Linked DNA regions of Homo sapiens: region 2 is linked to region 1. The links are chromatin contacts, found by Hi-C or POLR2A ChIA-PET in ENCODE. All regions are on one chromosome and are shown on one strand. The core of a region is the stretch at or near the end of the contact, and the rest is flanking DNA. Distances in the headings are between cores, read along the strand shown.

Region 1 (2,700 bases), core at 126-2,625:
GCAACTTAGTGGTTTGGTCAAGGAATGGAAGAAAGCCTAGCTCCTTTTTTGTTACCAAAGTAAGGCCGGAAACGGTTTTGATTCCTACAAATTGAGATGGTTGGAATTTTTCTGTATGTTTGTTAATTCTGCCTTAACGTGTTAGACTTTATCTCTAATCAATTTGATAGCCTATGACTGAAAACTCCACATTCATTGTTTAGATGACAAAATAATGATCCATAAAGAAAACAGAAGATTCAGTGGACACTTTTCCATCTAAGGGATGATTCCATTAAGGTTTTAGCAATATCCAAGTTACGTTAATACAACATTTTCCTTCTTTAAAATAAAGAAGTATAATATTTAGGAAAGTAGAGGTCAATAATAACTATCTAAGAGATATTTTTTAAATCCATCATAGCTAAAACTGTACCTCCCATATATATACCTACAACTAATTTTATGAGGCCAGGAACAAAATTCTATTTAAATTGAGCTCACTGCAATAAATAAATGAGTGAATAGGTAAAGAGAACTGAGTCAAAAATAAATTTTACCTGAAAATCAAGAATGACACAATTAAAAAAATTGTTAAAGCCTAAATATATAAACATATATGTTTATCTGTATCTATATTTATGTCTATCTGATGGTATATATTAATACATAGAGATTTCATATAGATCCAATTCCACAAGGGAATTACATTTTTAAAATATCAAAGACTAAAATTCTTGAAAACTAAGACGGTTATCTGTATGAATAAGGAACACTTTTAGAATATTAATTCTTCAGTTAAAAACACTGACACTGATTAATGGTTTCTGTTGGGTATTATTTACAAGAAATCATCTCAGCAGGGTGCCTGTGTCCAGTTTCATAATCACATAGTACACTCACCCTACAGGATTATGTTCTAGGCAAGTTCGAATGTTAAGTTGAATTTCATTCTCTTCAGGAAGTGACTTTTACTCAAGATTGAATACAGCTGTTAGCACAGATCACTGTTCCAAAAACATTTCTATGAGAGCTGGAAGAAAACACCATTTTAAGAAATGCAAATTCACTTTCATTATTTCAAATCTGTGCAAGCAAAGCTGGAAGGGAATCTCTGGTCTCTGTTTGTTAGTTAAATTAGGTTATTATAAATATTTAAGAGAAAACATGCAGGATGGCTACGAGATGGCTATAAGACTTTCCATGTACTTCTGGAGCCTACATATTTTAATCACCAGTTTGTTTATAACAAATACAGTGGCTTGGTTTTTGTTTCAAAAATCAAAGTTATACTCAATTTCTCCTTAAATTTCACTCTCTAATACAACTTGGTTTTCTCTCTTTATATTCACAGAAATGTAGCCTGGCAAAAAACGTGGGGTGGCCTCAGCAGAGGAAATGCTGCCAGCTGAAAACACCGGATGTAATCGAGACCACAAGAGACACAGACTTAGTTATAAATGTCGAACTAAAAAGAGGTATTGGAAAGAAACAAAGTCTAACTTTTTATTGGCTGGATTAATTATTGTAGTGAAATCTTGCTATTTCATAGTTTAGTCCCAAACAAAACAGCATGTCGGGGAATTATTTTTATAATCCTAGGTTCCACTTTCTAGAGCTTTAAAAGAAGAAGAAGAAGAAGAAAAAAACTCTATGGATTCTTACCATCCCTGGCCATTTTCCTACTACTGTGGGTAGGAGAACAGAGGTTTTGGGTGTCAACCTACGAGACAGTACAGGATAGGTTGGATCGGCTTCCACAAATAGCTGGGAAAAGAGCATTTTTAAAGAATGTCTTTTAGCATCACAGAAATGTCCTTTTACTATATAAAGAACCAGAATAAATCTGTCTATAGATGGACCCGTAACAGACTAAGTTAATTAGTATTATTAATTCTCTTTGGCAATGGGGTGGGGATAAGAAAACTTAATTTACAAAGTCTGTAATAGCTGTTTTTCTATTCCCGCCCTTTGACATTGTGCTTCCTTTTGTATGGCGTAATGGTGATAACCATGTTCCTTCCCTATTGGCTATGAAAATCCAAATTTGAATTCAAGACAAGCATAACACTTTGGGATCCCTATGATCCTCCTAGTTTGGCTATTAGTGCTTTCCAAGCTGCACTTTTCAACAGTTATCTATTGCTTTCTATGTAAAGATTGTTTCAATTAAATACATTTGTCTGTTCAAAAAATAATTCTTCAGGCAAAAATTTAAAATTTAATTTACTTTTTAGCCAGGGAAAATGATATTTTAATTGTCAAAATATAATAGTTTTTATTTAAGACCCTGACTAAAGGGAGCAGTTAGCAGTTTTTGCACTTTAAAGTTAACAGGAAGTCTCCTTTCTTCCTTTTTTTTCATATAATATGATCAATGTTTCTTGGAAAGGTTAACATTTCTCATAAGAGATTAAAGGACCCACCATAACTCACACAGGAGAAAGTGGGCATCTTCTGATGGTAAGAACAGGTCATTTTTGAAACTATGTTGTTATACATGTCAGCCATCTTATTAAGTAAGCTCTTGGAAAAAATAAAAGAAAATCTTTTGCCACTAGAGGGAGTTCAAAATTCCCTTTGTATCAGTAAACACGTAAAGTGCATTTAACCTCTGAAACAATAAAAACTATGATTGTAGTACACTTTTTAAAAAATTAAACAATAAGACTAAATCAAGAATTAGGTTTTTGGGGAATATATCTTTTCCTTCAGTTAGAA
Region 2 (2,700 bases), core at 50-2,549, 220 kb before region 1:
TAACCCCACCATCACCACCAGGGTTCTCCAGCTGTTTCAGAGAGAGAATACCATCTGCTCATCAGCAGAGTCATCGGGAGCTCTAATCTGCTCTAACAACTTGGAGGGTCATGAGGAGTCATAACTCTGCAAAAAGCATTCCATGGTAGAACCAGAAAGGTCTGAACTATGCAGGCCAGTGCTGTATGGAGACTGTTTGTATGCTGTGTTAACATTCCTTCAGTCCAGTGGAGGTCTGATTAGCCAGCATCTTCTGTTCTGGAATTCCCCATGACTTTTTGGTTGCAAAAGAAAACCTGGAAAATCCCTGTGGTCCTCTAGTTCTCTCTAGCTGTGCTGATAGACTAATTGGGGTTAGTTTCAGTAACAAAAGTCTCCCCTAACAGAATAAAAAAATACTCCTCTTAAGAAGGCAGAAGAGATGGGTATATTTTCTTTTAAAAACTCCTTGGAAAGTGGAAGGACTTCAAACTTCTTTTGACCTTAAAGATGCAATTTATTCAGCTGCAACAATAGGGAAAGTTCTAATCCTTTAAAAAGCTGGGAGAAATGGTGGCCAGTAATTATTATCTTTTTATTGTTGTTTTTTTAGACAAGGCCTCACTCTATCACTGGGCTAGAGTGCAGTGGCATAATCCTAGCCTCACTACAGCCTTAAACTTTGGGGCTCAAGCGATCCTCCCACCTCAGTCTCCTAAGTAGCTGGGCACATGCCACCATGCCAAACTAATTAAAAAAATTTTTTATAAAGATGGAGGTCTTACTTTGTTGCCCAGGCTGGCCTAAAACTCTAGATCTCAAGTGATCCTCTTGCCTCAGCCAGTGATCATGTTTGAGGCACATCCTTGGGTGGGTCCGTGGAGGATTTATTACTTTTAACTGCCATTTTATGGAATTTTCTGATTGTTTCAGATGCATACTCAGTGAATCCTGTCAGTAAGTTTTCAGGGAATCAAATAGAGTAAAGGATTGGGTATGAGGTGAACACCCTAATCGTTAAAAAGGCTAAACAATAAATTATTCTAACAAGCTAATCAAAATGGCATTAACCTGGTGATGTCTCAAGACTTGGAAGTGGAGAAAGAAGAAAAGCCTTTAAAGCAAATTCAGCTGGCCTCTAATTAAAGACGGTGTGTCAGATTTTTACACCACAACAGACGTAACGAATCTATATATTGTTGGGCATAATTACTTCCAGACAAAAAGCGGCTCCGGTGAGCAGTCAGGTGTGAGGCTTGTTTGGGGAAGTATGAAAACCACCTGCCTGGGCTGCAATCTCTGTTGCGTCCTGACTACTCTGGCTGGAACTTTGCTGCTCCTGAGCCCAGGGCCCTTTCCTGGCACCCCCTAGCGGTTGAGGGTGTAACAACCGAGGCATGATGAAGCGAGAGGCTCACAGTAGTTTCAACATTTATTAAAGGAAGGAAATGAATCATTTTCTTTATATCAAGGAGTTCGATGTTTTAAAGTTTCAATCAAAACACAAATAGGAAAGTTTTTTGATAAAAGACAATTGCTGTTAGTTGCAAATATTGGGGGAGGGGCAAACATTCCCTATGCGTTGATGAAATTAAGTTATCTTGGACACCAATAGAGTAAGGCTCAGCAGCATGGAAAAGGCAGTTGTCAGCCCTGGTCTCAGTCCAGACCTTGGTGGATTGATTATTGGACATTTGTGGCATGGTATAGATTGGTCTTGAAATTGTTTAGGCCCTATTAGGCAACCAAAGATTAGGAAGACAGGATTTAAACGTTAACCAACAGAAGGATTTATTTTTATGAATGTTGCTGGAGGAGGAGCACAGCTTCCTAAAATGTGATCTGAAGTGAGCTGTTAATCCTTGCCCTGATAATGAAATGCTCCTGCAGTTTATTTAATATAGACTATTAAATCTTCCATCAGAAACTCACAATGTGCATTATAACCTATTAAACACTTCAAGAAGCCCCACAGGGAAGAAAATTGTTTACTTTTGTTTAACAATTAAACAAAAAACTATTTTCATTATCCTATGATAATATTGTAGTCAGATTTCTTAGGAAAAGGCGGGTGTGAATTCATGTGTTTACTGCTGCCTTTTTTGTGCATTCTGCAATTCAAAGATCTTTCAAGATGGGTTTTCCAGGAGACGATTCATTTTCCCAGGAAAGCCCAGAGAGGAGGTCCATTTTGATAATAGTTCAGATAAAACACTTGCAATAGTGATGGCTCATTATAAATTTCTGGACTCAGACCCAGCCTTATAACCTAGTATAGTTAACCTAGTGACTATAGCCCAGATACTACAGTTTTATTACTGAATGACGTAGACTGGTTTTCTTTGCGAAATGAATTTCGAATACGGCTATCTATTGTTTTCCTGTATCTTCTGGGCAGAGGATCCCAGTTGCTGCTTGCATCTGCCCTTGGTCTCTTTCTTTTTGGTACAATAGCCTGTCCTCAAGCTGTCATCTGCCTGTCTGTCCATCTACCCATCTTACTTGCAGAAGGTCCAGAAGAGTAGCTCCGTTAAGGAAACAGCATTCTCTTCCTAAGGTAGGAAGCATCTCTTCAGGTGAGAAAGTGTGCAGCATTTTTTCCAAACTTGGATTTTCTGCTGCTTTCTTATGATGCAGGCATCAGGCAAGGTGGGAGCAATCTGAATGAGTTTGGCTCTCTTCTGTTGACACCGTCATTCTTAAAATGACCAGTTTTATCAA

The links. A loop is a pair of places that touch in the nucleus more often than their neighbours do. ChIA-PET counts read pairs that join two places held with the same protein, here RNA polymerase II (POLR2A). Pooled maps may share reads with other maps.
Region 2: a loop to region 1 is called in a map of endothelial cell of umbilical vein, with 2.7 times the contacts of the local background. The contact joins two enhancer-like sites. A Hi-C loop is called at or near these places in 1 of 168 maps with a recorded cell type or tissue (endothelial cell of umbilical vein), 2 of 37 single-sample maps with no recorded cell type and 9 of 50 pooled maps. POLR2A ChIA-PET finds 5 or more read pairs at or near these places in 2 of 52 experiments (MCF 10A and PC-3).

The regions. Positions count from the first base shown.
Region 1 is chr2:160,426,901-160,429,600 of GRCh38, forward strand. All of the region lies in intron 1 of RBMS1 (RNA binding motif single stranded interacting protein 1), which reads right to left. Among named protein-coding and RNA genes, the nearest start is that of MIR4785, 20 kb to the left of the region's middle. Within about 2 kb of position 1,376, at least 15 of the 41 ENCODE cell types and tissues checked have a DNase peak (open chromatin) inside an H3K27ac peak, as active enhancers do; they include endothelial cell of umbilical vein, where a contact is called at or near this core.
Region 2 is chr2:160,209,501-160,212,200 of GRCh38, forward strand. No RefSeq gene overlaps it. Among named protein-coding and RNA genes, the nearest start is that of ITGB6, 11 kb to the left of the region's middle. RefSeq lists enhancers at 69-158, 299-368, 1,019-1,068. Within about 2 kb of position 1,300, at least 7 of the 41 ENCODE cell types and tissues checked have a DNase peak (open chromatin) inside an H3K27ac peak, as active enhancers do; they include endothelial cell of umbilical vein, where a contact is called at or near this core.